2 separate regions of the Homo sapiens genome follow, and region 2 is linked to region 1. Evidence: chromatin loops called from intact Hi-C (ENCODE). Cell type or tissue: K562. All regions are shown on one strand. Links, peaks and the distances in the headings refer to the core of each region. The heading gives the core; the rest is flanking DNA.

Evidence for each region. Peaks named below come from ENCODE experiments on the same cell type or tissue, not always from the same donor. Only the 100,000 strongest peaks of a DNase experiment are listed, where the experiment ranks them.
Region 2: it touches region 1 in a loop (5-fold over the local background); 5 of 110 quality-filtered maps call a loop at or near these places.

Annotation. Positions count from the first base shown.
Region 1 is chr5:138,635,350-138,651,093 of GRCh38, forward strand. No RefSeq gene overlaps it. Among named protein-coding and RNA genes, the nearest start is that of HSPA9, 68 kb to the left of the region's middle. RefSeq lists enhancers at 5,899-6,452, 6,453-7,006, 6,576-6,655, 6,666-6,745, 15,143-15,744. In K562, for the core only: CTCF peaks have their summits at 6,659 (motif pointing right) and 7,867; a DNase peak (open chromatin) is centred at 6,672; H3K27me3 peaks cover 4,746 bases.
Region 2 is chr5:139,131,019-139,146,762 of GRCh38, forward strand. The region is part of intron 1 of SIL1 (SIL1 nucleotide exchange factor); the gene reads right to left. Among named protein-coding and RNA genes, the nearest start is that of SIL1, 59 kb to the right of the region's middle. In K562, for the core only: a CTCF peak has its summit at 6,828 (motif pointing left); a DNase peak (open chromatin) is centred at 6,833.

The sequences.
Region 1 (15,744 bases), core at 2,645-10,644:
TGCTCTGGGCAAAATGCAAAAGGTCATGCTTGGTTATTTTCCCCCCAACTCCCTCCTCACAGGGCCACTTAGACACTGCTCTGACATTTACAGCCGCAGAGGATCAGAGGCCTCTTCTGAGGCCTGGCTCGAGATTTCCACATTGGGAAAGTTCCAGTTTCTTTTTTTCTTTGGATGAGGCTGCTTGCTGCATCCCTCATAATTCTTCCTTCTCTTGACATTCCCCTTCAGTCCGAGAGGGAGAGCCAAGAGCAGTGGTTCTCAAACTTGAAAGTGGATAAGAACCACTAGAAGGCTTGTTAAAACAAGTTTGGGCTGGGTGCAGTGGCTCACACCTGTAATCCCAACACTTTGGGAAGCTGAGGTGGGTAGATCACTTGAACCTAGGAGTTCGAGACCAGCCTGGGCAACATGGCAAAACCCCATCTCTACTAAAAATACCAAAAGATTACCCACACTTGGTGGCGTGTGCCTATGGTTACAGCTGCTCTGGAGGCTGAGGTGGGAGGATCACCTGAGCCCAGAAGGTCGAGGCTGCAGTGAGCTGTGTTCATGCCATTGCACTTTGGCCTGGGCAACAGAGTGAGACTGTCTCAAAAACAAACAAACAAAAAAACAAGTTTGCCTGATGCCACACCCAGAGCTGATTCAGTAGGTCTGGGGTAGGCCTGAGAGCTTACATTTCTAGCAAGTTCCCAGCTGATGCGGATGCCAATACTGCTGGTCCCAACCACGTTGGGAGAATCACTGACCTAAAGCAACTTGTTTGGGTCAAAAGATGTCCCTCATGATCTTCAGTCCTTTTCTCCAGCTCCCCAACCAAGGGGAAGTAGGCTTGAGTTATCACAAGAGTCATCCAAATTCAATGTCAAGGACTTCTTGACCATCAGGTTTATAGGACAAGGCAGTCCACAAAATCCCCCTCCCTCTAAATCTTTGAGAATCTCTTCCATTCTCATACACCTGGGTGAGTGAAGATCTGTTCTCCCCTGCCACAAACCCCACTGCCTGGACAGGGAATTCCCGGGACTTGAGAATGGCAGCAAGTGTGGCAGGTGGAAGATGGGAGGACAACAGATGCCGAGTAAGCAGAGGGAACCCCTCCCCTCCTACATGCTATTTCTTTGAGATTAAAATATTTGTTTCTTCCTGGGCTCTGGTCAAGCCCATATCTGGGAAAGCATTTATGCTTAATGTCCTCAACCCATTAGCAACCCGGCATGGGGCTCTACTAATCAGGGTCCTTAATGGCAGCACCGTGAAGAGTGAGGCTGTAAGTGACTGCACCTGCTTCCCAGCCTCAGCTGGAGAGGAAGTGTCTAGACAAGACCAGAGACTAGGTAGGCTCAGCGGTGGCCTGAGAATGATTCATGCCGGCTTAGGAGGCTGATCTGACCTAATGATAACCTGTCCTCCCACCTCCAGTTTGGTAGGGGTGCAGAGGAGGCTCCCTGGTTACCTTGGCTGAAGTAGCAAGACCCCCCAGTCCTACTCAGCCTCCTCTTCTCTCCTCAAATTACAGAACATTGGCCTCCTTTAGAGCATGTTCTTCTCCCAGCATCCAGCATTTATTGAGCACCTCTATGTGCAAAGGACTCCTTCCCGCACCAACTGCTTTTCATTTCAAAATCCACAAGCTCGTACTTGAGTCTGTCACCAAATAGGGGGTGAGGGCCTTTGACCTGGAATCTAGGGGATACCTAGGGATCCTCTAGTGCTCAGACTGTGTGGGCTGCACCTTCTGCAGCCACTCTTGATGAGTTGGGTTCTTTGGCTTTGATCTACAGAGGGAGTATTTGGAGAGCCCTTATTTAAGAGTAACCAGATATTCTAAGGATCAAGGCCAGTCTCGAAGTATTTGCCTCTTGCTTCTCTTGACATGATGTGTTTGGTCCTTGCTGCAGACTAAGTGTCCCCAACTAAATGTGTATGTTAAAACCCCACCCCTCAATGTGATGATATTAGGAGGTGGGGACTTTCGGAGGTAATTAGGATTAGATGAGGTCATTGGGGCCCTCATGAATGAGATTAGTGCCCTCATTCATGAACGGGGCTAGGCATGGTGGCTCATACCTGTAATACCAGCATTTCAGGAGCCCAGCGCAGGAGGATTGCTTGAGGCCAGGCGTTGGAGGCTGCAGTGAGCTATTTGTGCTACTACACTCAGCCAGGGTGACAGAGCAAGACCTGGTCTCTAAAACCAGAGTCCTGAGAGAGCTTGCTGCTTCTTGCTTGCCTCCTCTCTCTGTGCTCAGCCAGCTGAGGATACAATTAGAAGCTGGCCATCTGAAGGAAGAAGAAGGCCCCACCCAGAAGTTGATTCCGATCTTGGATTTCCAGTCTCCAGAACTGTGAGAAATTAATTTCTGGTCAGGTACAGTGGCTCACGCCTGTAATCCCAACACTTTGGGAGGCCAAGGCAGGCAGATCACTTGAGGCTAGGAGTTCAAGACCAGCATGGCCAACATGGTGAAACCCTGTCTCTATTAAAAATACAAAAATTAGCTGGGCATGGTGGTGCACACCTGTAATCCCAGCTACTTGGGAGGCTGAGGCAAGAGAATTGCTTGAACCTGGAAGGCAGAGGTTGCAGTGAGCCAAGATGGCGCCACTGCACTCCAGCTTGGGCCACAGAGTGAGACTCTCTCTCAAAAAAAAAAAAAAAGAAAAAGAAAAAGAAAAAAAAATCTGTTGTTTATAAGCCACTCCATTTACAGTATTTTGTTATAGAAGCCTGAACTGACTAAGGCAGTTCCACTAGACAACTCAAACCACTGCAGCTCTCCCAGATTCTGGAAAGGAAAGATATCCCACTCCACCCCCACTCAATGAAACACTTGAGACAGGAGGTGAGTTTCTGCTTCAGAAGGACATGGAGTCATGCTTTAAAAAGGACTATAGAAAAAACAAACAGGCTGGGTGCAGTGGCTCATGCCTGTAACCCTAACACTTTGGGAGGCCAAGAAAGGCCGATCACTTGAGCCCAGGAGTTTCAGACCAGCCTGGCTAATGTGCTGAAACCCCGTCTCTACTAAAAATACAAAAATTAGCCAGGCGTGGGTGTGCGTGCCTACAATCCCAGCTATTCAGGAGGCTAAGGCAGGAGAATTGCTTGAACCTAGAAGGTGGAGGTTGCAGTGAGCTGAGATTACACCACTGCACTCCAGGCTGGGCAGCAGAGCGAGACTCCATTTCAAAAAAAAGAAAAAACAAACAGATTGGGTGCAGTGCCTCATACTCTTGATCCCAGCACTTTGGGAGGCCGAGGTGGGCAGATTGCTTGTGCTCAGGAGTTTGAGATCAGCCTGGGCAACATGGCAAAAACCCATCTCTACAAAAAACACAAAAAAATTAGCCAGGTGTGGTGGTGCACACCTGTGGTCCCAGCTACTTGGGAAGCTGAAGCATGAGGCTCACTTGAGCCCAGGAGGCGGAGGTTGCAAACAACATAAGAGAAACAACATAAGAGAAACCATCAAGTGCCAGTGACTGGTTCTTGTTCATTCTCCCCTCGTTTATGGGAACTTCAGAGCCTGGAAGAGGTAGAGCACCTCTAAGGGGGACACCACACAAAGCCACCACACTAAGCCACCACTGTCATCAGAGCCACAGGGCTGGACAGTGCTGACTTTTCTCCTACTCGGAGGGGAAAGCCTATATGGACACCTGTATTCCAGGCCACCAACAAGCCCGATGGTTGTCCAAGAGCTCAGGGCCTCCTCTCTCCTGCCTTTTCTATTCTGGTTCCTCAGCCTCAGGTCTGAGCCATGGGAAACCCTCTCCAATCTGCTGCAACAGAACATCACAAACTGCTCCTGTTGTGGTCTGGGCTGCCAGTTCCCTAGCCTGCTGTTGCTACTGGAAGAAGACTATGACATCAGTAATCTCTCCCCATGCCAGTCCCTTTGTAGGTGGAAGGTGCCCATTTGAAAAGAATCACATCTAAAGCAGACAATTCAAAGCAATAGGGACAATGAAGGAAGCAAGAAGTGCCAACTGGGTGAAGCCGTGTTTCAGCCAGGCCCCATTATGCCTACACTTTTCTCAAGGCCCAGCCTCCCCACATGGCCGGTTCAGGCCCATCTGCCCAGCTCTCTTCCCCTTGCCTGCTCCTGGGCCCTGTCAAAATGCCAGCTCTTCCCTTCTCTGTCCCCTCTGCCTTCCAGGCTCCACCTGGCCCATCCCCAAGATGTCCAAACCTCCCAGCTGGAGGCTGGATTAGCAGCAGGCAGGGTAAGCCCGGCTGGGGCTAGAACAGTAGGTCTGAGCTGATGAACCTGTGTTCCAGAGCCAAGGGTAGATGGGAACACTAAGCAATTGAAATGTCACCTGCTTCCTGCTCCCCCCTCCCTACCAGGACATGATCTCCCTAAAGGCAGACTTTGGAGATGGAAGACCTGTGCTTGACTCGGATCTGTCCCTTTCTAGCAGCTAGCTTTGTACAAGTTAGACCCTCTAAGTCTCCACTTCCTCCTTTGTAAAATGAGGGCAGTAATTGGGGTAATTTGAGAAGGAATGGTAAATTGGTAGCTGAGGTACAGCTCTTAGCTTTTAGTTATCCTTCTCATGCCCTGCCCTTTCTGTCACCCTGGGCACTGGTCATGCAGGAGATGCTCTCTTGGCTGCTAGGGGGGTTGGGATGCCCCAGGAGGCAGCCCGCACCTTGCCAAGGAGCAGCCGGAGCCCTGAAACCTCCAGGAAGGGGTGGAAAAGCCTCTATCTGTGCTGTCTTTCCACAGAACCAAGGGAGAGGGTGGCCAAGAACTTAGGTGAGAAGAGGCACTGTGGGTGGCGGGGTGGGGTGGGGGCTCATTTCCATAGTTTTGTCCCAGAAGAATGTGCTGGGTATTTTTCCTGCTTTGCCCTGGCCAGGTTTGAAGGAGGAATCCCTGCTGGAGATTGATGTCACAGGCTTGCCTTCCCCTCCCCAGCTTCATCCTTGTGATTTAAAGAAATTATTTGGACATAGAAGTTAATGGAAGTAGGTTGCTAGTGTGTGGGCGAATCCATCACTGTCTCCCAGCATTCCAAGAGTGGATCTGTCTTTCAGGGTGAGATATCCTAGAGCGACTTTCCAAGGTCTGAGAAATAGAGTCTACCTTGGGAGGACAGGGCCGGGGGCATTGTGGACAGGGATTTTAGAAAGCTGGGGTGACTGCACGCTACTTCTAGGGCCTGGCTGGAGGACTTTCTTTACTTATGGGGGAAGGGAGGGAGACGGTATTGGCACGGATGGGGATGCTGCTTCTCTACCTCCGTCCCCAGCTGTCTTCTGCCCCAGGAAGTGGATAGGAAATAGACGGACACATCCCCGCAGTCCACTGCTCAGGATGAGGAGGGCTGATTTTGCAGCTGTCAGTGGCAGTGATGAAAGAGGTGGAGGTGAGGGGAGGAGGGGGTGCTGTTTGATGGAGCAGTGCTGTCGGGGGAAGAGGACTAGCTCCCCTTCCTTCCATTCCCCCATTCTCTCAGCTCAGCACTTCCTGGAGGTAGCATTCTGGGAGGGAGCTGCTTTGAAAGCACAAAGAACTAGTGCTGGAAGGCTGAGGGGTGGGGAGGTGTGAGGAGGAGAAGATAAGTATTCAGGAGGGGGCAGACTGCCCCTCAAGCCCCACACACAGCCAGGCCTTCTCCACAGCCTAAGTATGTGATGTGTGTGTGTATGTGTGTGTGTCCACGCCTACATGTAGTGCGAGCATGGACTTGCAGCTATGAAGTGTTGACAGGGAGAGTGACTAGGGACAATGCAGAAGCTGTTCTCCACCGGGCAGATGGCTCCTCTCAGGTACTTGCTCGGGTCTTCCTCTCTCCACTCCTTCAGTTCTCTCTCCACTCCTTCTCCTTGTTTTGTCTTTCTCCTCCTCAGTTTCTCAGCATCCCCTTTGCTTTCCCCCTCCCTCTCTTCTAGCTGTCATTCAGATGCAGCAAGATGGATTTAAATCAGACTGAAGATCCAATGTGGACTCTATATGGCAAATAAATAAATTAATTAATTTAAAAAAATCAGACTAACGAATAAACTGGGAAAGGGCAGCTGCAGATGGTCCAGGAGAGAGAATCCTGTAGGTTATGGAATGTTAGAACTAAACACCAGAGGAGTCTGCGGGTCTCTTCTGCACCTGTACACAGGAAGCTGGAGGTCCTTTGGGAAACATGTCTCATTGGCTCTGGGGGCAGTTGCTGGGGAGAAGCAGCATCTCCCCTCTTGTGCTTCCCATGGCTGGCTGATCCCCCGACAACACACTCATAGCCCTGAGATAATTGACTGTCTCAGCCCTTTCTTTCTTAGGCTCAGAGGAAGAGCCTGGTCTTTCTACACAGACCATGACTTTTCTCATGAAGCTGGGGACATCTGCAGGCTGGATGGCCTCCAGAGCTCTAGGCATGTGCCCAGAGGCCAGGCTGCCAGGCCCAGGTATGACAGCCTAGGCGTCCTCTCAGGTCGACTGCGCTTTAGACATTCTCCTCCTTGGTCCCTGATCCCCCTTGAGGAAGTCCAGCTCTGATTCAGGCTGTGGCAGTATCGGGGGGCAGCCTAAAGTGAGGACCCTTCTGGTAGGGCCTGCTCCTGCAGCGGCTGTCTTTGGGCATTGTGATTAGAATCTACTTTAATCATTCTTTCTCCCCGCCCCCCACACTGGTTTCAGCCAAACCAGACAGAAGGGGGCGCTCCTGAGTCATCCGAGAAGAGGATTCTGGGCTGATGCCTTAGCCCTGGCTCAGGGAACATCGGAAATTTTGTCTGTTCATCCATCAATCTGAAGGTGACTGGTGCGGTCACCTCGTTCTCTTTCTTCCTTTGCTTTCTTTCTTAAGAGATAGCGTCGGCCTTTCTTAAGAGATAGGGGGTGGTGGCTCACGCCTGTAATCTCAGCACTTTGGGAGGCCAAGGCGGGTGGATCACTGGAGGTCAGGATTTCCAGACCAGCCTGGCCAACGTGGCGAAACCCCGTCTCTACTAAAAGTACAAAATTAGCCAGGCATGATGGCAGGCACCTATAATCCCAGCTACTTGGGATGCTGAGGCTGGATAATCGCTTGAACCTGGCGGGCGGAGGGTGCAGTGAGCTGAGATCACGCCACTTCACTCCAGCCTGGGCGAAAGAGTGAAACTCCATCCCCCCACACCATAAAAAAAAAAGGGATAGTGTCTCACTATGTCATCCAAGCTTGCAGTGGCACGATTATGGCTCACTGCAGCCTCAAACTCCTGGGCTCAAGCCATCCTCTCACCTTAGCCTCCCTAATAACTAGGATTACAAATACGCACCATTACACCTGGTTAATTTTTACATTTTTATTTGTAGAGGTGGGGTCTATGTTGCTTAAGTGGTCTCGAGCTCCTGGTCTTGAGCAATCCTCCTGCCTCAGCCTCCCAAAGTGCTGGGATTACAGGCGTAAGTCACGGCACCCAGCCCCACTCACCTGCAGACTGACAGATGGACAATTTTTTTCTAGCAGGACCAGACAGAGACTTGGAGGAAACACTTTTATGACTTGTCCAGAGACTCCCTGGGCTGGAAGGAATCTGGCCTCTGCCTCTGGGAGATCAGCAAGTGGGGCAAGTCTTTGTCTGGGGCCACGGCCAAGGCTGGCTGGGTCCTAGGCTGGGGACAGTGTAACCCCTGACCATTTGCCAGCCCCCAGTAGCTCACCCTGGTCTGACTGTCTTGGCAGAGCTGAATGTCCCAATTTTCTTCAGAACTTTTTCCCAGGTTAATCTGTGTTGCTATTGCCCATGACCTGCTCACCACCTTCTTCATCATGAAAAAAAAAATGGCTTTCTCTCTTTCTCCCAGATCTCACAGTCCTCTGTGACTCTTCCTGGCCCCATCAGATGGGGATGGGCTGAGCCTAGAGTACTGAGCTGGTCGGCAGGGTGCAGCACATTCCTTACCTGGAGCTGACACTGTTAGGACTTTCTTCCCAGTTGTCTTCTTCGGGCTTCCTCCTCCCCACCCTGTCACCCCAAAGCCTCCCACACTTGGGAGTTTCTCCTTCCAGTAACAGGGCCTGCATGAGCACTGGCTTAGGGGGATGGGGTGGGGGGTACGATGCCTGTATCAGGTTACACAGCCCCAAAAGAAAAGGCTGGCTTTTTGGCTTCTAGCACCTCCAAATTCTCTCTGTCCAAAGGATGAGGAGCAGTCCTGGGTGTGGTGGCTGGTGTGGAGGATGGGACCTCTGGGCTGCCAACAAAGGCATTGCCAGCAGAGCTGAGGGCACAGGCCAAGTCTGGAGTCTGTGGACTTGTACTTGGGACATGCCCAAGTCATCCCTATGTCTACACCCTTCCATCTGACCAAGTCATCTGTTCCCCCAGAGCAAACTTGCCAACCCAAGACCACATGTGGCCCAGGACAGCTTTGAATGCAGCCCGATGCAAATTCATAAATTTTCTTAAAACATGATTTTTTTGCGATTTTTTTTTTTCTCACAGCTATCAGTGTTAGTGGGTTTTTTTGTTTTTTGGGGCGGGGTGGGGATGAAGTCTTGTTCTATTGCTCAGGCTAGAGTGCAGTGGCATGATCTTGGCTCACTGCAACCTCCCCGCCTCCCAGTTCAAGTGATCCTCGTCTCTCAACCTCCCGAGTAGCTGGGATTACAGGCTCGTGCCACCATGTCGGCTAATTTTTGTATTTTTGTAGAGACAGGGTTTCGCCATGTTGGCCAGGCTGGCCTTGAACATCTGACCTCAGGTGATCCACCTGCCTCAGCCTCCCAAAATGTTGGGATTACAGGCATGAGCCACTGCTCCTGGCCCATGTTAGTGTATTTTATGTGTGGCCCAACACAGTTCTTCTTCCAATGTAGCCCAGGGAAACCAAAAGATTAGACACCCCTGCCCTAGAGCCTGGCTCTGTAGAAACTCTCAGGACTTCAGGGGTCTACCTCATCCCACAGGGCCACAGGGTTGCCTTGGGGGTGGTGTGGGGTTGCCCTACCCTTTTAAAATGCCCTAAGGGTCCTGACAGCTACGGGTGGATACCCAGCCTCAGCTCCAGCCCAGCCCTACTGAGGCATTAACTCTGGAGCTCTCTAGGGCAGTAGGGGGTAGGGAAGAGGCCTTCTCTGATTGAAAATCTGAAGAGAAGAAAATTGCGTGGGCCTGTAGCCTTTTCTTTGCGTCTCTCAGCTCTTTCACCAAGGACGTTTTCCCTGAGGTTTCCTCTAAATTCTCCCAGCTGCAGATCACGGCACACACTGCAGACCCCTGAGACACCCACCTGTGAAACCAGTGTGGGAATGGACCAGTGAGGTGCACATCTGTGGGAAGGGCCAAGGATGAGGAAACTGTATCTGTTCAAAGCCCATCGCAAATCAGCTTCTTCATCCCTCTCAAAGGTCAAAAGCATGACAGGGCCCAGAGGAGTGTTGGTATTTTCAGAGGAGAAGGCAGTGAGGATTTGGGAGCAGTCCACCCTCCTCAGCCACATCTCAGATCTCCTTGCTGAAATAAGGCCTCAGCTGGACCAACAGAAGACAGGGAACTTAGGCACCTGGAAGAGGTGCAGACCTTATCCATCCTCCTGTGTGTCCCCCCACCCCAAGCCTGATACCAGGCCCTCTGTATAGGGGCAAAACTTTTTCCATTCTAAACGAACATTTACTCCTTTTCTCCAGGACACTGGGCATTAGCTGGACATCGGCCTGTTCAGGGGACCTCAGGCTTGAGACAGAAATGAGGAAGCACAGAGATCAAAGCCTCCTTCCCAGACAGGAGTGACTTTGAAGTTCACTGGCATTGCAATTAGGAATGACTTCCGCAGAGGGCAGGGATGGAGGAAAAAAAAAAGGAAAAAGGAATGGCTTCCCTGACTACAGCTCCAGAAACCTCGTTTTCATAGCCCCTACTACTTAGGGAACTGGGAGTTTGGGCCAGTTTGGTGGTGGCTCCCCAGTAGGTAATCTGAAGGCCTGGGGTGGGGGTAAGGAGGGGAGTATAGGGATCACTCCTATTAATTGACACTTCCCATGGCTAAGGTGCTGTTCAAGGCATTTTACGTGTTTTGTCTCATGAAATCTGCAAACTACTCATTGAATTAGGTCTAATCATGATTTCTATCTTACAGACAAGTAAACAGAGGCACACGCAATGATAATAAAAATCAGAATAGTAATAATAATGATAACATTTTAACAGCTTTTTAAAAAAATTTTTTAATTAAAAAGAGATGAGGTCTCACTATGTTGCCCAGGCTGATCTCAAACTCCAGGCCTCAAGCGATCCTCCCACCTTGGCCTCCCAATATGCTGGGATTATAGGTCTGAGCCACCATGCCCAGCCTTTAACAGCTTTTTTTTTCTTTTTTATTTAATTTATTATTATTTTTTAAATCAGGCAGGCTCCCAAGCCAGAGTAGGCTCAGAGAGACTCCCAAACCGCTTTAAAAAAAAAAAAAAATTGACACAGTGCCAGTCTTGGTGCAAGCACATGATGTATATGGTACTATTAAATCCTAAGAATTCATCATATTATCCCGATTTTCAGCTAAAGAAACAATCTGAGCAAGAAGTGACTTCACCAAGGTCATGGAGTCTTAGAAAATGACCAAGCCAGGAGCCAAACACTCTTCTCTCCAATTCCAACCAATCAGCAGCCTGTGCTGCTGATTCCTTGGCAAGATTGCCTCCCAAGGGGACCATGGTAGAGCAAGCAGTGGTGATGGAGGAGGGTCCCGTTGGCCTTTGAAAGCAGGAGAACCCTTGCCCGTGGGCTGGGCCAGGAGCTGCAGCATCTGGCATGCTGGGAAATTGTGGAGGAGCCCTCCTTTGCCCCCACTCCATCCCCACCTGACAGGGAAGGAAGCTTTGATGCTGTTTTCTCGCCCACAGGGGACTGGGGTTTGTAAAACAAACTCACAGCCTGCAGGAAAACAGATCCTGGAACAGCCCAAACAGAAAGGCAGGGGCTGCTTGCTGTGGCCCAAAGCCCCTGCCTCCCTGCTCAGTCTCAGATGTGTGCCTCCACCTTGGCATTCTGTCTGGGCTTCCTGTCAGTCCCCGCTCTCTCTCCATCCTCACTGTGAATCTTGCAGGGCTACAGTTGCCTTGGTAACATGATGGGAAGCTCTTGAGGTTTTCTGGAACCAGAGAAGGCTGTGGAGGGAGGACTCAGGCTCTGTTGGGCTGCTTGTCACAAAGGGAAGAAACCACTCCAGTGCTCCTGCCCCTGCCAGTCCTTCCTTGGGTCTGACCTCAACCTCTTCTGTTGCATCTGCAGGAGCTTTGTTTGGGTGGCCTATAGGGCTGGGCCTGAGAGGAGGGAGCTGTCACATACTGCTCTGTCCTTGGAGTTGACTGCCACTGTCACCAGAGCTAAATTCCTACTTGCTACCATGACCTGGCCCTGTAGCCCTAATTGGTTTTATGAAGTTCAATGCCTGTTTTTTATGAGACAGATAATTATGATGCGGGGAGGTCAGGTCCTCCTCTGCTGGACCTGGCGGGGTCTCCAGAATTGCTGATTCTCCAATCGGCTCCAGGCAGACTGATGGGATCAGGGTGAGCCGAGTGCAGCCAGGCTGTGGAAGGAGAGCGAGTCTCCACTTTCCAGTCTCTGACGGGATCAGGGAGGAAAACGTGCACCGCCTGCCCCGTGAAGAAGCCCATGCCTGTGAAGTGGGCACCTGTGATGCCGTCCCTCGTGGGTATGAGGGATAACAGGCAGTGGGGTGGGAGGGGCAGCTCTCTCAGGCTAGAGGAATCCAACATGGGGCTGCCTGCGGCTCCGCGAAGAAATCCTCAATCTTTGACACTACGGGCACCCCGTGAAGATGTTTTTTTCCTCCATCTCTCCTTCTAGTCTTCTTCCTTTCCTTTCTCCCACAGTCTCAGTTCGAAATATGGCCTATTTCTTCCCTATGTCTATGTCAGTTTCCGTAACTGGTATCTCTCCCTGCCCCCCAATCCGCCCCCACCCTCCCCAGGTGAGAGTTGACTTGCTGTGCCCTGGAGGGCAGTTCTAGGAGGGTGGAGATGGAGGGGAGGGCAGGGCAAGCTGTTCTGCTGACACTGGATGGCTCCCCTCCGATCCTCCTGGTCAGGAAGACCGCGGCAGGTAGAGGCTTCCATGCTTCGCTCCAGGCTGGGAGCAGCTGTCCACAATTGTGCCTCCCAGATGGGGTGAGAGGTTGGCCCCATCCCTAGAACAGGCCACACAGCTGTGTGCCCTGTGTGTTTGACCCACTCATGGCAGACACAGAACTGCACTTTCAGACTAAGCCAGTTGTTGGGTGTGGCTGTGGGACAGGATGACCTCAGGAAGACCCTTACACATTCCACAGATTACCAAGTTCCCAGCTTCCCTTGCTTTCTGACTCAGTGGCCAATTCCTCAGGAGTTGCCTTCTCTTTAGAGTAAGGCCAATCTTGCAGGAAAGAAGGGAGGAGTGAGACTGGGGCCCAGGTAAGAAGGGCCTGGGGTCCCTGACTGCAGAGGCCAGCTCCTCTCTATCCCTCCTCCATTTAATTAGCTAATGTCTGTAAAGGGCTGGGCAATGGAAAAGCCCTATACAAATGTTGAGCACAATTTCATTTCCAAGACTAGACAAGAATATATTTGCAGACTTGAGCAAAAGGTCACTGGGCCTGCCTGGGACAGAGGGAGGACTCCCTGCAGGCCCCAGAGGGAGGATGACCCTGAAAGACTGGGGCAGGAGAAGGAGAGGCCACAGTGGGGGCCGGCATGCCTGCCTCCTTGGTCTTTAAGCTGGGTCTCTTGGTACCATGCCTGCCTTGCACTGTCCCCGTTCCTTGTGAATCCCAGGGTCCTAGAAGCTTACCCCTCTCTGCAGGGACCACCCTCAGAGACTTTCCACCAGAAGATTATGCTAATATCCACAACAGCTGATGTTTATTGAGTATTCACTGCATGCCAGGCTGTGCTAGAGGCCAGAGTGCTCCGGCTTGGGGAGACGTGGCTGCCTCTCTGCAGCAGGTGAAGGAGCTTTTCCAGTGAGGGAGCCCCTGCATGCTGCAGACTCTGCCTGAAATCTCTCCGAAACCTTTGGGAGATTGGTATCACTTATCTTCTCTGACCAATGAGAACAGTTCCTGGTTTTGTGATCTCCCAAGTCCCTGGTGTGGATGTTCTGTGAGCTTCTGAATTCTCCTCTCCTTTCCCCACTGACAACTCACCTGGCCCTACACTCATTATGAAAGAATATTGAGGCCAATTAGCCTTGACAAGCTTCATGCCCAAGGGGCAGCTTTCAAGTTTCTGGTCCTCTAAGACCTGCTCAGGCCACCTATGTGTCTCTGCCCACTCAGAATTCTAGGAGCAGCTCCCCTCTCCATCTCTGGGCAGGACCTGGCTTTGAGTAAGGGCTAGAGTGAAGGAGACTGGGAGAGGGGAATAGCCAGCTTTAGCCTCACAGCCCCGTAGTCAAGGGGAGTCCTCTGGGAGGGCGAGAAGAATAGCAAAGCAGGGAATGGAAGGTTCAGGAAGAGGCAGGCGGGACAGGGAAGGGAAATGGAGAATGTGTTTCCAACATCCCCTGGGTTTCCTCTGTCCCTGTCTCCTTCCCCCACTGAAAGAGGAATGGAGCTGGCTGGCCTTTCTGGGAGGCATAGTCCTCTAGCCTCCCAACCCTACCAGCCTCCTCTCTGTCCCCAACTGCTCCTTCTCTGGCTTCTCTCCAGAGCCCAGGGCCTCCCTGTGTCATCAGTTCATTATCATTCTGATAAAAGTCATTAGTCCTTGAAAAAGCATGATTCCCCAGCTGAGGCCAGCCCCCGCTAACCTGGGGAGGAATACAGATGGATGGAGATGTGGGGGTGGGGACAGACAGAGGCACAAACACAATGACACTTGTTTCCAGGAGGTGTGTAAATGGACACAAACCCACTGGTGCACACGGCCACACACCTTTACACACAGGCCCAGGGATGTCTCACATGGTCACCAGAGAGCCCACAGGGCTACATCACTGGAGGCACACTCAGCTGCTTCCAGTCCCAGAGAATCACTCGACACTGAGACCCAGCACCCAGCAGCCTCAGCCTCCTGGAAACACAGAAGCTGGGCTCCGCAGACTCTGGGGGCGGGGGCAGGGAGTGGAATATGGAGGCCAAGGTTAGAGATCTCCGAGTTCCATTAGCCACAAGAAGCGTGTCCGGAATCTAAAAGTGCAGGGACAAGGGCGCTGCAGAGCCGGTTCCTGACAGTGTGTCCCCATTTCCCACCCCTTCCACCACTGGGAAGCTCCTCCCTGTCAGCAAAGCCATTTAGGGATTAGAGCAGCTCCCTCAGTAAAAGCTGCTTATTCAAAAGGTGCTTTCAGTTCATTTGCATTCACTTCATGGATATTATAATGCGTGGAGGAGCTTCCTCCTCAGTCCCTCTTTGCTGTCCCCAGATTGAGTCCCTGGCCCATGCAAGGTATCAGTTTGGGCTGGGCCAAGCTTTCCAGTGACCTGGGGATCTTGTCAGGGAGTGGGAGGTGATAAACACTGACCATTAACCCCTGGTCCTCAGAAGGCAGCTCCGGGGACAGCTAGGAGGGGTCACAACTGGAGTTTTCCCAAGGGAGAGGAAGGAGGCCAAGGTCTGGAGAGGCCTCTCAATTCCCCCGGGGTCATAAGCCTGGTCTCCTAGGGAAGGAGGAATCTGCCCAGCTGCTGTCTGCAGATGGGGCTGCCACAGGGGAGCAGGCAGAGTCAGCCTCAGCTTTGAAGACCTTCTCTTTGGCAGCCACCCCACCCCGGCTCCATGCATTCAGTTCATTCAAAGAGTATTTAACTAACACCATGATGTGTGAAGCTTGATGCTAAGTAACTGGAATACAGTGTTGACCAGGCAATGTGGCCCCTGCCTTCACAGAGCTTCCACTCCAGGAGTGAAAACCCACAAAAAATGAAGACACAAGACAATATGGAATAATATGAATTATACCTAGTACCATAACAAACAGGGCGCTAAGATAGAAAGTAATAGGTCAGGGCCGGGGGACCGTCTTCAGATGGGGTGATCAGTAAATGGTGGACACATAACACACCTGCAGTTGAGGCTTCAGGGAGCCAGCTTCGCACGACTGCACTCCAGCCGGGGCAACTCTGTCTCCTAAAAAAGAAAAAAAAAAAAAGGAAGAAAGAAAAATTTCTTTCTTTCTGTGTGTGTGTGTGTGTGTGTGTGGTTTTTTTTTTTTTTTTTGAGACAGAGTTTTGATCTGTCACTCAGGCTGGAATGCAGTGGCACAATCTCGGCTCACTGCAACCTCCTCCTCTGGGTTTTAGGAGATTCTCCTGCCTCAGCCTCCCAAGTAGCTGGGATTACAGGCATATGGCACCATGCCTCGATAATTTTTGTATTTTTAGTAGAGACAGGGTTTCACCAGGTGATCCGCCTGCCTCGGTCTCCCAAAGTGCTGGGATTACAGGCATGAGCCACAATGCCTGGCCAAGAATTTCTTTCTTGATTTGTCCTTTTATCACCTCAAAGGTGCATCATGGGATTTCCCATCCCAGCTCAGGGGAAAGGCATGGCTGTGCCTCTTCATCCCCAGATCAGCCTATGGCGAGGCTGCCGTCTTTTGGACACTCCAGTGAACGTGCCCACCTGCCTGCTCTGGCACATCTGACAAGGCTGGAAAGAAGTTGCCATTTTCGGGGAGGGGTCAGTTTCAATGCCTTCCCACCAATTGGTCCGGAGCATGTCCACAGTTCTGTACACTGGGGAGCATCCAGTTCAGGCTTGGCTGAGTCAGGCAGATCCAGAGCTGCCCACCCCTCTCCCCAGGCCAGG
Region 2 (15,744 bases), core at 3,616-11,615, 500 kb after region 1:
TAGTGAAAATATTCTAGTAAACTAGGATAGACGTCAAGAAAACTTAATCCAAATTAGCAAATGATCTAGGAAAGAAAAACAAAATAAAACAAGCAAAACAAACAAGAAAACCTTATGAAAATTCAGGATGTGTCAGTATTAGCCCAGACCCTTATAAGAGGTTTTAATATTTATCCCTCAGCCCCAGTATACCTCATTAGGCAGTTTACTCAATTGAGGCTTAAGTGAGTTAATTACAGGGCAGCACCTCTGAAGAATGCGGTGTTTACTTTTTCTCTATCCCACTCCTGCCACATTCCTCCCTGCTTCACCTTAACAAATTGGACCTGTGGCATGATTGCAGTGGGACCCAAAGCGTGCCTGAACCCACTCTCAGAAGTCATTACCCCTCTGCCCTGCCCACATCTTCTCAGGGGTCGGAAGAAACTTTCCCTAAGGACATCTGCAGCCATGAAGGAAAACAGCCCTGCTGGACCGCCACTGTGCAAAAAAGCACAGCCAAATGGAAAAGCAAAGGCTCGGGTACTAAAAATAGCTGCTACACTCACCCAGCAGCAAAAGCCTTAGCTTTCTGCCAGCTCCCCCCCTCTTTTTTTGCCGACAAAATGGAACGGCTGAGTGCCACGAGAGCTTCCCCCAGCAACCTGGCTCCCTGGGGCACCAATCACACTGAAAGACAGGGATTGAGTTCACAGCACCACACCAGGCTCTGGATAGGTGACTGGCCATCCCTGGGTGTGAGCAGGAGAGGGGCCAGGCTGGGTGAGGATGAACAAGGGCAAGGCGTCACCACAACAGGAGGGAGAAGGCTAGGGAGGCCTAGGGAGATGGTTCCTGAGAGGGCACAACCCTAGAGCTGCCTATACTGCTCTATACTTCTGTTAACGCTGCAGCCTTGGCTGTGGGGAGAAAAAGAATAAAGAATAGAAGTGGGGGACTCACAGCATTATCAGGACAACATACAACAAAACAAAGATTAACCCAAAGCCACAGATATCCCTCCCCTTCCATGAGATACTCATGTGTATACACACACACACACAGACACACACATACAGACACACAGTTATGAGCTTCCTTCTTACAGCTAGGGATCAACAACGAAACTGGTGCTGGGGAAAAAGAAGAGGAGGAAGAGCTAAATGAGAAGGAAATAGTCAAGGGCAAAGAAGACAAATGAGCAGAAGGGGGAGGCCCAGAAGGGACTGAGGAAGAAGAGGTCAGGGGCAGCTGATGCACACACAGCAGCTTCCCCCACTCCTTGGAGTGGGAAGAGGAGTGGAGGGTGAGAGAAATGGTAGCTCCCACAGGGCTCCCAGCCATCTCTGTCTCCTGCACACACGCTAACACTGTCAGAAACATTTTCTGCCAATACTAAGGATGAGAGGTGGATTCACAAGTGGATCCTTCATCTTCCCTCAATAATTCCACATGGACTGCACAGCTGACCCAGTTATTGCCTCTATATATTTTTCCACAAAACAGGGAGAGAGAATGAGAGAGAGAAAGAGAGGACAAGAACATGGAGCTGAGGTGGGCAGTGGGAGAGGGATGGGGAGATTGAGAGGACTGAGGAGAGACCTAGGTGAGGCTGGGAGAAAGGTGTGAGATAGTTTCTCAGGCTTCACAGGGGCATCCAGAGAGCAAGAGCAAGTACAAACTACAGCATGCAGGCACGGAAAACAGTGTTCTCCGTCCTTTTAAGGCCTGGCCTGCAGCCACGTCACCTGGTCTTGGTCCTTACTCAAGAAGTGGCAGGCATAGTTTGCCCTGGGCTTTATGCTAAAGCTGAGGGAGAAGGGAAAGGGGGAAAGGGAAGTGGCACACAGCTATGCTTTGCCAGGATGGCCCACCATCACAAGCAGGGACAGAGGCAGCAGCAGTGGCAAAAGCCAGCTGCGGTCCCTGGCATAAGTAAAGCCAAAGTCATGGCATCCCATTGAGGCACAGTTTGGCACACCTGGCCTGATGATAGTGCCATTCCCAAACCACTTGCCACCCATAAACTCTGGGTTCACCTGATCAATGGCCCCTGCATACCCTGCAAAAAAAAAAAAATCCTTCTCATCATCCTTGGCTTTCAATGGAGGACAGACCTACATCTTTACATTTATGGCCCTCTTCTGACATAAAATACCATCACTCTGTCCAGGAAAGGGGAAACTATTTCAGTGTCTCACCGGTAACTCTTTCCTTAAGTATCCTTGGGCTTTGGGACAGAAGAGACAATAAGGTACTTGAGATGCCCATTTTTCTATCAAAAGTGTCCATTTGTAGGCTGTACCTCTGCTTAAATAGAGGTTGGATGCACTCACCAATCTGTATTGCCAGCTTACTGCAGCCCAGAGCAGATGTTTGGGGAGCAGGTGGGAGGAGGCCACTCGGCCCCCACCTCTCTCAGTGCCTCATGTCTTCCACACAATTCAGACAAGACTGGGGGTGGGGATTGGGCCCTGTGTAAACAAGACGTCTCTTCTTAATGTCTTTTCTCCAGAATGGAAAACAAAAGAATGGGATGAGGATGGCAAGAAGCCAATAAAGGGAGAGGGAGCAGTATTGCTGGGTCTCTGGCAGCTTCTGACACACCTGGCAGGACCCATGGGCAGTAGCTGAGTTTCAGGACCAGAGCACAGAAAGAACTGGAAAAGGTTCTAAGTGTCCTGGACAAGCAAAGCCAACTCAGTAGCCTGCCATGGAGCCCTTGGAATTCCATCTTATAAAATGCTCATGTTATTAACCTACACTGTATGTTCATGTATTTGTTTTCCTGAATCTCCTGGGAAAAGTGAAAGGGCAAGAATTCCTACTTCCATTTTATAAGGAAGAAACTGAAGCAAAGAGACAAAAGAAACAAAAACACTGGGTAGTATAACACATGGACTTGAAGTCAGACAGACCTAAGGCCAATTCTTGGCTCTGCCACTTCCTAGCTATGTGATCTTGGACACAACTTCACTAGGCCTCAGTTTCTTCACCTATAAAATAGGTACATTAAGAATTTCTACTTCAAAGGTTGGTAGCGAGGATTAAATAAAGCAATGAATAGGAAGTACTGGGTACAGCACCTAGCATCTAATCATCACTCCATTTTTTTATTAGTTGTTTTGTTTGTTTTCTGAGACAGGGCCTCACTCTGTCACCCAGGCTGGAGTGCAATGACACAATCTCAGCTCACTGCAACCTCTGCTTCCCAAGCTCAAGCAATCCTCCCATCTCAGCCTCCTGAGTAGCTGGGACTACTACCGAGTAGCAGATATGGTGTGCCACCATACCTGGCTTTTTAAAATTTATTATTTTTGTAGAGATGGGGTTTCACCATGTTGCCCAGGCTGGTCTCGAACTCCTGGGCTCAACTGATCCACCCATGTCAGCCTCCCAAAGTGTTGGGATTACAGTCCTGAGCCTCGGTGCCCGGCCCACTCCATCATTGGAATGGAAATGATGACTGCTGCCCTGGACCCGCAGCCCATCAGAGCCAGGCCAGGCAACTACTCTCCAAAGCTCCTGCTCCCTGTTAGATCCACACACTGTCCAGCTGACCCATGCCTCAAATGAGGACCAAAGCCTTTTGTTGGGTAGCTACTCCCAGGAGGTAAAGGAAATAAATGTTAAAGGATGACCCTCCTGGCTGAAAATGGAGAAACCCGAGGCAGTTTTCTGCTGAGCCCCAAGGCAGACCCAGCCCACTCAGTGCTTTTCCTAGCATATTGGCATCCAGAGAGCCAAGCCACCAACATGCAGAACTGCCAGCTGCAGGAACAGCTGTAAGACAATCACCTGCTTTACAAACTGAAGGTTAGAGGATGAGCTCTTCCACAGACACACATTCATTACTATTTATGGGCTGCACAAACTCATATGCACACATACAGTCACTCACCTCTACACAAACAGAAGTGCACTACCTAATTTAAGCAGACAAATATGAAGCTGGAGAAACAACGCAAAGAGGACACTGAAAGGACGCCCCTGACAAGGGAGAACAACGTGCAAAGGCTTAAGAAAAGAAATGGAATTTTAAAGAATAATTTGAAGGACAAGAAAAACAAGTTTGTAATAGTCAGGCAAACAAGCTTTTCCCGCCTGAGACAATACTAAACAGAAAGTCAAGAGGCAGACAGCAATTAAATGGAAAGTCTTTGAACAGCAAAACAAATGTGGCTTCTAACTAGTCCAGCCCCCAGCTGGCAAGGTGGCTGGACTGGAACATCCCTGAGCCAGTGGCCATTTGTACAATGGGGATAATATCTCCCCTATGTTTTGAAGTCATGCCTAGGGCCAAGCAAAGAGGGACTGCTCTCAACAAACCCAAGGCACCCAAGAAAAAAGGTTATTAGAGGAGGCTGTTGGAGGGTAGAGGGTTCACAATGGATCCAAGCCTCTGCCTAACCAGAGAGCTACAAAGAGCTACAGAGAGCTACAAAATCCACCGTGCAGCCTGCAAGGGAGAACAGTGGCAGTACAGATGTTAGCCCTGCCAGAGGGCACAGGGAGCCAAGAAGGGCTCCACAGGCCCAGCTGGGAATAGGCACCTGGAAGGAAGACAACATGGGATGGGATGAAATGGGAAGGGCAGTGAGGAGCATTCCTAGCCCTTTCTCTGTACTCCCAGAGGTGGAACACGACCTACTCCATTCCCACTCCAGTAGAGAAGAATACAGATCTTCAAGAAGGGAGCTAAACAAACTAGCAAAAAAAAAAAAAAAAAACTGCAATCACAGCGACAAAAGTTAGTGCATCCAATGAAAAGAAATCACATGACACAATCGGGCATGGTGGCTCACACCTGTAATCCCAGTACTTTGGGAGGCCAAGGCAGGCAGATCACTTGAGGTCAGGAGCTCGAGACCAGCCTGGCCAACATGGCAAAACCCCATCTCTACTAAAAATACAAAAAAATTAGCCGGGTGTCATGGTGCACGCCTGTAATCCCAGCTACTCGGGAGGCTGAGACAGGAGAATCTCTTGAACCTAGGAAGCAGAGGTTGCAGTGAGCCGAGATCATGCCTCTGCACTCTAGCCTGGGTGACAGAGTGAGGCTCTGTCTCAAAATTAGAAAAAAAAGAAATCACATGACAAGCAGAGTGACTGAATAAAAAGCCTAGCCTGGCCCTCTCCAGATCTCTCCTACTTGGCCACAGCTTGCAAAGAATCTGAATGCTAGAAGTGAGCTTAAGGCTCAATCTTTATTTGGACTGCTAAAGACCCAGAAGACATGGCAGGCACTCAATACCTACATAGAGAACAATTGGAATTCAATGCCATTAGGCGTGGAACTTATCAATGGATCCAGGAAGGCTGTGGCAACCTCATACCTGTTGAAGACGAAGAGGTAGACAGGGCTAAGGCAGGGCAAGAGTTTCAGTGCTATCAACACAGAGGTGATCATCAAAGCAACAGGAGCAGAGCGACTATCTTTCTAGGGAGAAACCTTAGAGAGAAAAGGACAGCGGACCAAGCATAGTCTTCAACTCATGGCTGCACGTTAGGAAAAGGGAGCAAGCAAGGAAACCAGAGGAGCAGCCACATGATTAGTGCAGACCTACACAGGTCAAAAGAGTGGAGAATCCTGAGAAAATCCAGTTGTAGGCAACAATGTCAGGAGATCAGTCACTGGATTTGGCAATGAGGCAGTCAGAGGGCCCTTCAAAAGAGTGTCCACAGATGAAGACATAGAGGCACAAGGGTAGGCCACTCCAAAAGGCTCAATGGGTCCACTAAATTTTGAAGATTTGAGGCCACATTTCTAAATGTGATTTTTCAACATTTCACTAAAGTCTTAATGAGAAAAGAGAAAAAAAAATTCCTCCATGGGTGCAACAGAGGGATTCTTCAATACCATACATAAGTTCCTATGATTGATGAAGAGCTACCCCACAACACACATGACCTCAGGACAATGATGGGCATCAGTCACTCCAGCAGAAGGAGGGGGCAGGGAGGTAAAATTTCTAAGAAGAAACTCCCATCAGACACAATTCTACCTTCTCTGGGCTCTCAGCCATGCCTCAGACTGCCCGGAGGCTTTAGTCCTTCCACTTTGTGGAAATGTAATAATAACTCCGCCATGGCGGAGACAGAGAAATACCCTAGTGCCACCCCTTCCCCCAGCATTCAAATATACTATCTGGGCATCCCAGAGGAAAATTAATTCTGTCAAATAATAATTATAGTCAACATTTATAGAGAACTTTCCATGTTGCAAGCAAAGTATTAGTTCATTTACTCTTCACGACAACCCTCTGAGGTGGTTCCAATATGCTGCTCATTTTACCCATGAGGGGACCAAAATTCAGAGAGGTTAAGTAACGTGCCAGAGTTCATGCAGCCACAGAGCAGTAGAGTCAGAATTCAAAGCCAGTTTGGCCCCAAAGCCATGCTCTTTCCATAGCCGTGCTGTCTCTCGAGGGGTCTGTGAAATCAGCCACAGAAACTGGACTCATCATTTTATTTGTTCTGCAACAGTATAAATAAAAAGGCACATTTTGTGTCAGGACAGAAATTTTTTTTTTAATTTTATTATTATTATACTTTAAGTTTTAGGGTACATGTGCACAATGTGCAGGTTTGTTACATATGTATGCATGTGCAATGTTGGTGTGCTGCACCCATTAACTCGTCATTTAGCATTAGGTATATCTCCTAATGCTATCCCTCCCCCCTCCCCCAACCCCACAACAGTCCCCGGTGTGTGATGTTCCCCTTCCTGTGTCCATGTGTTCTCATTGTTCAATTCCCACCTCTGAATGGGTGCTGGGAAAACTGGCTAGCCATATGTAGAAAGGACAGAAATTTTTAAATGAGCCTACTGGGGCCCTCTTGTGGAAAGACCCACCTCTACCATGTTCTAGTTTCTGCACCACACACAAACACACACCACACACACGCGCACACACACACATACCACACACAGGCACCTTGATTACTAAATGCCCTTGGCACAGACCAGCCAAGGCATAGGCACAGGCATTCAGGAAGAAGAAATCCCTTGACTCAGATTGCAGCCAGGCTTCCTTTGTGACTTGATCCCTTAAACTCCTATCACTCAAGCTTCCTAGCTATACACGAAGCAAAAGCATCCCTGCTCCCCTTCATGGAGCCCAGTGCCAGGCACACACACACATATACACACACACACACACACAAACCACAACCACACACACCACGTATATACACACACCCAACTGTCTGGCAAGAACTTGACACCTCGCCCCTCCATGCAGAAAATACACAAGACAGAAGTATTTCTACATGGCAGACAAAGACGGAGTCTTCTTTGGTGAATGGGGCTTGCCTAAGCATACCAGCAGTTGACCAGATGAATCAGAGGAATACTCAGGTCCTAGTCTGTACTTTCCAGTAGGTCCTAGACTGTAAGCTCCTAGCAAGATACAGACAAGGGGACCTACTCCTTATACCTGATCCTTGACCCTGCCTGAGGTACCGGGAGTGATCAGCCCATGTCTGATAACAACCAAGGTTACAAGAAGCTCCATTCCCTTCCAACCCACTACAGTGTAATAGGAAGAATGCAGGCTCTGGATTTTGAGCCAAGTCTCCCCTACTAGCTGTGTGACTTTGGGCCAGATGCTTAACCTCTACAAGTTTCAACCCCTTCATCTATAAGAGGACTTGATAGTAACTATTTAGTATGACTGTCTATATTAAATGAGATGACATAGAGCATATAGCACAGTGCCTGACACAAAATGAGGGCTCATAAAGCTTATAGCTCTCACTACTATTATTAGAGAAAATTCTGAGCAAAGAATAGGATAAGCAAAAGCAGCGAGGGCTTCACCCCCATACAGAACTGTCTTCTGTTCTGACAACCAAGCCCCTCTTTGGAGACTAGCTTCCCTGAGCCACAAGTCAGCCCACACACCTGGACTATACTCTGGGTGGTTACAGACACATTTCCATTGAAACCTTTAAGCGATGCTGGCTGGCTCTGCATCAGTGCCAGCTGACTGACATCAAACACTTCAGAGTCCCGCTTCCTGATGACTCAGGCCTGTCTCCAAATTCCTGCTGCCACTCTCCTACCTCTAAGGGGGAGTCAGGGAGAGTAGGAACAGCCGGGGCAAATGCAGCTGACCTAGACTGCTGGGACCACTGTAGACAGATGCAGCTAGCATCCAGGGACTAAGGGTCCCAGGGCTTTTCTTCCCTCCCCTTTTAAAATAGTAACTGGATCTCCTGACAGTATGTGCGATGGGCTTTCTCTATAGCCTGCTCCCAAAGAACACCAGGGACTTTCACACCACAGTCATCCAGATACCACGGTCAGGGTTCGAGGGGAGGAGAGATCAGAATTCATCTTTCCTTTCCCCTGATGTCTCTAAGCTTCCAGAAAACATCAGGGCCTCTTAAAGGGGCTAAAATAGGGAAGAAGGTATGATTTCCAGTCCATAGTTCTAAAGGAACTATCTGCTAACTGGTAAGTACAATTTGTTTGCCATTTCTATTGCAAGCATTCAGCACTCACACTCTAAAAGCAAATACCACACAAAGATAATTTCAGCATTAATGTCAGTTCCTTGAGCACACTGGGCACCATACTATGGAACAGAATATACAAAAGATATTGTCACTTGCCTCAGGTGGATGATGTCCTGTTCACATTCAGTGGATAATGTGGCCTTCCACATCTTAGTCTCAGACAGCATAATTATTAAAAAGAAAAGGACAGGCGCAGTGGCTCACACCTGTAATCCTAGCATTTTGGGAGGCTGAGGCAGGTGGATCACATGAGGTCAGGAGTTCAAGACCAGCCTGGCCAACATGGTGAAACCTCATCTCTACTAAAAAATACAAAAACTAGTTGGGGCCGGGCATGGTGGCTTACACCTGTAATCCCAAAACTTTGGGAGGCTGAGGCAGGTGGATCACCCGAGGTCAGGAGTTCAAGACCAGCCTGGCCAACATGGTGAAACCTCATCTCTACTAAAAAATACAAAAATTAGTTGAGGCTGGGTGCAGTGGCTCATGCCTGTAATCCCAGAACTTTGGGAGGCCGAGGCAGGTGGATCACTTGAGGCAGAAGTTCAAGACTAGCCTGGCCAACACGGTGAAACCCCGTCTCTACTAAAAATACAAAAATTAGCCAGGTGTGGTGATGGGTGCCTGTAATCCCAGCTACTCGGGAGCCTGAGGCAAGAGAATTGCTTGAGCCTGGGAGGCGGAGGTTGCAGTGAGCCGAGATCGAGCCACTGCCCTCCAGCCTGGGCGACAGAGCAAGACTCTGTCTCAAAAAAAAAAAAAAGACACTAATTACAACTTTGTAATAATGAGCTAGGCAATAATTAGGGTACTCCTTAAACTAATTGGGGAGCCCCAAGAAAATAGCATTTACTTACAGAAACACTTAGCAACAATACGAGGATGGGTCACCAAGCACAGGACTTGCTACTACCATGTTGGTATCAACTATGTCTTCCAGGTAAGTCAGCAACTGCAACATTTTATTTTTAACATGCCTGAGAGCCCAAGACTATTTATAATACCAGATCCTTAAAAACTTGAAAGGGAGATGAATTTTAAAATGTACACATTTACATATGTGGGCAGAAACACAAAAATCAGATGCCTCTCAACACAGCTCAGGGAGCCATAACTCACGGCTTTCACAATCCCACCGAATGCCCAGAGAAAATCCGGGCACCTTCTACAAGGGATGGTAGGAAGCTGGGTAGGTAGCCAAGAAACAAAGAAACCTAAACTCAGTACTTGGCAGGACAATTAAGGAGCAGAGGATTTTAAATGCATTGTTTCTGACTCTAAATATGGCTACATTTATTACCAATTTGGGATCAGAAACCACATTTAGTTCTGTCATGACCACATGCTAAAAATATTAAGCAGAGTATTGCCTAGGAAACAGCAGTTCTCCCTGCTGCGGCAGCTCCACTTCAGAGCCATCTCTGCCATGGTCACAGGGTTTCCATCCTGTGCTTTGCTGAGAGCACAGTTACAAGCAGAACTGACACTGTCCTGCCAAGACGTCCCCCCGCATTTTAGAAGGCAGCAATAGGAACCAGAGCTAGGGACTGCACAAACTCCTCATCCTCTCCAGGGCTGTTTTAGGTGTCAGTGAAGCTCTATTTCATAGGCCTATAACTAGAATCCATCTGACTGGGAGCTCCACAGCGGGAGGGACAATTGTCTGTGTAACATACCACTGTCTCCTCATTGCCCAGCACTTTTCCTGGCACTCAAAAAATAGCCATTGATTTAATAAAATCAATAATCTAAAAAGAACCATTTGGAAGAGTACAATGGAAAATAACACTGCCATTAAAATAGGTAAAAATATGGACTGTGGTAATACATAAAAACAGGTGCTGGCCAGGCACAATGGTTCACACCTGTAATCCCAGCACTTTGGGAGGCCTAGGTAGGAGGATGACTTGAAGCTAGGAGTTCAAGATCAGCCTGGGCAGCAAAGTAAGACTCTGTCTCTACAAAAAAAAAAAAAAAATTTTTTTTTCATTAGCAGGGCATGGTGATGCAACTATGGTCTCAACTACTCAGGAGGCTGAGGTGGGAGGATGGCTTGAGCCCAGGAGTTCAGGGCTGCAGTGAGCTATGATCACACCACTGCACTCCAGGTTGGGCAATAGCGAGACCCCTATCTTTAAAAGCAGATGCATAAAAAATTGTTGAGTGGAAGTGAAAGCAGCAGAACCTAATGGCATACATATGTAAATTACTACTTTGGAAAGAAGTGTGTGTGGCCACCTCTATGATCACATGTGAACTTAGAATTATGGAAAACTGTGCTCAATGGAATCTTTCACCCTGAAATGTTAAATATCTGAGAAAACACTTTAAAATACATTATTTTCAGCACAGAACCTACTCCCTTATCAGCTGACTTGTTCTGATCTCCTGAATGGCTCAGAGGCCTTGTTCTTGTTCAGCAAACCCAAGATCAGACCATACACTCATCAGCCAAAGGAAACAGAGAACACATGGAAAAAGCCGCAGTCTTAAAGTCCAACTTAGCAACTTGACCCTGTAAGGGCAGTTTCCAGGCTGCATAATCAGAATGGCTGGCTGCCCAGACAGGCGGCCAAGATGGAAGTGTCAAAACAAAAAAGTATGGAAAAGTTCACCTGGCCCAACTTCAAAGCCAAAGCTCCAAAAAGGTAGGAGTTTAACAGGCACTTACTGGCCAGCAAGGTGCCTGTTAAGAAGGGTAGCAGTACACTAATCCTTCTCAAACTCTTCACAAAAACCAAAGAGAAGGGAAACACTTCCTAATTCATTCTATGAAGTCAGCATTACCCTGAAACCAAAGCAAGACAAAGACACTATAAGAAGACTCCAGACCAATATCTCTTATAATATACATGCAAAAAATCCTGAACAAAATACTAGCAAGCCAAAATTCAGCAGCATATTAAGAGAATTATACAACATGATCAAGTGGTGTTTTATCCCAGGAATACAAGAGTGGCTCAACATATGAAATGCAATCAATGTAATACACCACATTAATAGAATGAAGGAAAAAAACCACATGATCATTTCAATGGATACTGAAAAAGCAACTGACAAAATCCAATATCCTTTCATAATAAAAAATACCCAATAAACCCGGAATAGAAAAGAACATCCTCAACATAATAAAAGGCATATATGAAAAACCCACAGCTAGCATCATATTTAATGGTGAAAGACTGAAAGCTTTTCCCCAAAGACCAAGAACACGACAAAGATACCCACTTTCACCACCTCTTTTACTTATTTATTTATTTTTTTTTGAGATAGAGTCTCGCTCTGTTGCCCAGGCTGGAGTGCAGTGGCGCGATCTCGGTTCACTGCAAGCTCTGCCTTCCGGGTTCACGCCATTCTCCTGCATCAGCCTCCTGAGTAGCTGGGACTACAGGTGCCCGCCACCACGCCTGGCTAATTTTTTTTGTATTTTTAGTAGACAGGGTTTCACTGTGTTAGCCAGGATGGTCTCAATCTCCTGACCTCGTGATCCGCCCACCTTGGCCTTCCAAAGTGCTGGGATTACAAGCGTGAGCCACCGCGCCCGGCCACCCACTTTCACCACTTCTATTCAACATAATACTATAAGTTCTAGCCAGAGCAATTAGGCAAGAAAAGAATAAAAGGCATCCATATTGGAAAGGAAGATGTAAAACTATTCTATGTGCAGATGATATATACATATATATGTGTATATACACATATAAATGTATATACATATATGTATATATACATATATAAACACATATATACACACATATGTATATACACATGTGTATATACATATATACACACACACACACACACACACACACACACACACACACATATATATATATATATATATATGGTTTTTTGTTTTGTTTTGTTAAGATGGAGTTTCGCTCTTGTTGCCCAGGTTAGAGTAGCGGGGCGTAATCTAGGCTCACTGCAACCTCTGCCTCCTGGGTTCAAGCGATTCTCATGCCTCAGCCTCCCAAGTAGCTGGGATTACAGGCATGTACCACCACACATGGCTAAGTTTTTGTATTTTTAGTAGAGATGGGGTTTCACCTTGTTGGCCAGGCTGGTCTCGAACTCCTGACCTCAGGCAATCCGCCCACCTTAGCCTCCCAAAGCTCTGGGATTACGGGCATAAGCCACCACGCCCAGCCAATGATATGATCTTATGCATAGAAAACCTTCACAAATAAAACCTGTTAGAGCTAATAAATTCAGTAAAGTTGCAGGACATAAAACCAACACACAAAAATCAGTTGTATTTCTATATCCCAGAGATGAACGATCCAAAAAGGAAACTAAGAAAGCAATTCCATTTAAAACAGTATCAAAAAGAACACTTAGGAATAAATTTTGCCAATGAAGCAAAAGACTTTACACTGAAAACTACAAAACGCTGCTGAAGAAATAAAAGAAGATCTCCATTTCAATTTTTCTGTACAACACATAAATAAATAAAAAGTCATTTTAGGTTCATGATTCAAAGATATGATATTGCTAAAATGATAGTATTACCCAAAGCAATACGCAGATGCAACGCAATCCCTTTCAAAATTCCAGTGGATTTTTTGCAGAAATGGAAAAACCCATCCTAAAATTCACATGGAGTTTCAAGGGACCCTGAATATCCAAAACAATCTTGAAGCAGGAGAACAAAACTGCTGGGCACAGTGATTCATGCCTGTAATCCCAGCTACTTGGGAGGCTGAGGCAGGAGGATTGCTTGAGGCTAGGAACTCAAGGCTGCAGTGGGCTATGACAGTGCCATTGCACTTTAGTCTGAGTGACAGAGCAAGATCCCATCTCTTAAAAAAACAAAAACAAAAAACAGCAAAGTTGAGGGGAAAAAAAGAACAAAGCTGGAGAATTCCACAAGTCCAATTTCAAAACTTACCATAAGGCTAGAGTAATCAAAAGTGTGGTAATGATGTAAGGATAAACATATAGACCAATGGAATAGAATTGTGAGACCAGAATTAAACCCTCACATCTCTATAGTCAACTGATTTTTACAAAAGTGTTATTGAGTAAAAAGGGATTTTTAAAGGACGAAATTTAAAAGGCTAAAACTGGCAGGGTGCGGTGGCTCACACCTGTAATCCCAGCACTTTGGGAGGCTGAGGCAGGCAGATCACCTGATGTCAGGAGTTCGAAACCAGCCTGGCCAACATGGCAAAACCCCGTCTCTACTAAAAATACAAAAATTAGCCGGGCGTGGTGGCGGGCACCTTTAGTCCCAGCTACTCGGGAGGCTGAAGCACAAGAATCACTTGAACCCGGGAGGTGGAGGTTGCAGTGAGCTGAGACTGAGCCACTGCACTCCAGCATGGGCAACAAAGCAAGCCTCCCATCTAAAAAAAAAAAGTTAAAACTATACAGTTCTTAGAAGAAAACATGGGCAAAACCTTCATGACCTTGGATTCGGCAATGATTTCTTAAATATTACACTAAAATCACAGGTGGTAAAAGAAAAATAAATTGAACTTCATTAAAATATTTTTAAAATTTTTGTGCAAAGGACGCGATCAAGAGAATGAAAAGACAAGGGAATGAAACAAAATATTTGCAAATCACACATCTGATAAGGGTTTAATATCCAGAATACAGAAACAACTCCTACAACAGAAAGACAAACAACCTAATTTTAAAATGGGCAATAATCTTGAATAGACATCTCTCCATTGTACAAATGGCCTGGAGGCACATGAAAAGATGCTCAGTATCATTAGTCATCATTAGAGAAATGCCAATCAAAGCCACTTCACACCTACTAGGTATGGTTATAATTATTGAAGAAAAGGAAAATAACAAGTGTTGGTGAAGATGTGAAGAAACTGGAACCCTCATACATCACTGGTGGGAGTATAAAATGTTGCAGCTGCTATGGAAAAGTTTGGTGGTTCTTCAAAAAGCTAAACATAAAATTACCATATGACCCAGCAATTCTTTGCTTAAGTAGATACCCAAAAGATGTGAAAACAGTGACTCAAACAGATGCTTGCATGTGAATGTTCACAGCAGCATTATTCACTATATCCAAAAGATGAAAATGACTCAAACAGCCATCACAGATAAGTGGATTTTTATAAAATGTGGGTGTGGGTGTGGGGGCGTGTGTGTGTGTGTGTGTGTGTGTGTGTGTGTGTGTGTGTGTGTGTGTGTGTATTTCCAATGGAATATTATTCAGCCTCAAAAAGGAATGAAGTTCTGATACATGCTACAATATGAATGAAACCTTAAAACACTATTCTAAGTGAAATAAGCCAGACACATAAAGGACAAATATTGCTGGGTGTGGTGGCCCACTAAAGTGGGAGGATAGCTTGAGCCCAGGGGTTTGAGGCCAGCCTGGGCAACACAGAGAGACCTCTATCTCTTAAAAAATAAATAAAAAAAAAAATAAAGAGGCATCATAATGACAAATTTTATGCTTTGTGTGTGTGTATATATAAGTATGTGAGTGTGTGTGTGTATGTATATGTATATGAGATTGTGTTGTGTGTTTTGGTAGAGATGGGGTCTCACTATATTGCCCAGGGCAGTCTCAAACTTCTGGGGTCAAGTGATTGCCCCACCTTGGCCTCCCAAAGTGCTGCGATTACAGCCATGAGCTGCTGTGCCCAGCCTTCTGCTGTATATATTTTATCATACTAAAAAATTAAAAAACAATGTAAGATTGCCCATGAGTTAGAAATTGTTAAAACCGGACATTGGGTACATGAATACATTATATTGCTCTCTTCTAAAAATTTAAGAAGGCCAGGAATGGTGGCTCACACCTATAATCCCAACACTTTAGGAGGCCAAGGTGAGACAATCACTTGAGCCCAGGAGTTCAAGATCAGCCTGGGCAACAAAGTGAGACCCTGTCTCTACAAAAAATTTAAAAACTCAGCCAGGCATGGAAGCACATGCCTGTGGTCCCAGGTATTCAGGAGGCTGAGGTGGGAGAATCATTTGAGCCCTGGAGGTGGAGGCTGCAGTTAGTCATGATGGCACCACTGTACTCTAGCCTGGGTGACAGGGTGAGACTCTGTTTCAAAAAATGTTTAATAAAATAAAAATAATAAAAATAAACTTAAGAAAGAAAAAAATATCTTTTCTGTAGTTTTTTGGTAGATATTCTTTGTCAAGGTAAAGAAATCCCCTTCTTTGCCTAAACTGCTAAGAGGTTTTATCATGAATGTGTGTTAAATTTTATCAAGTGTGTTTTCTACCTCTAAGATGATCATATAGTTTTACCTT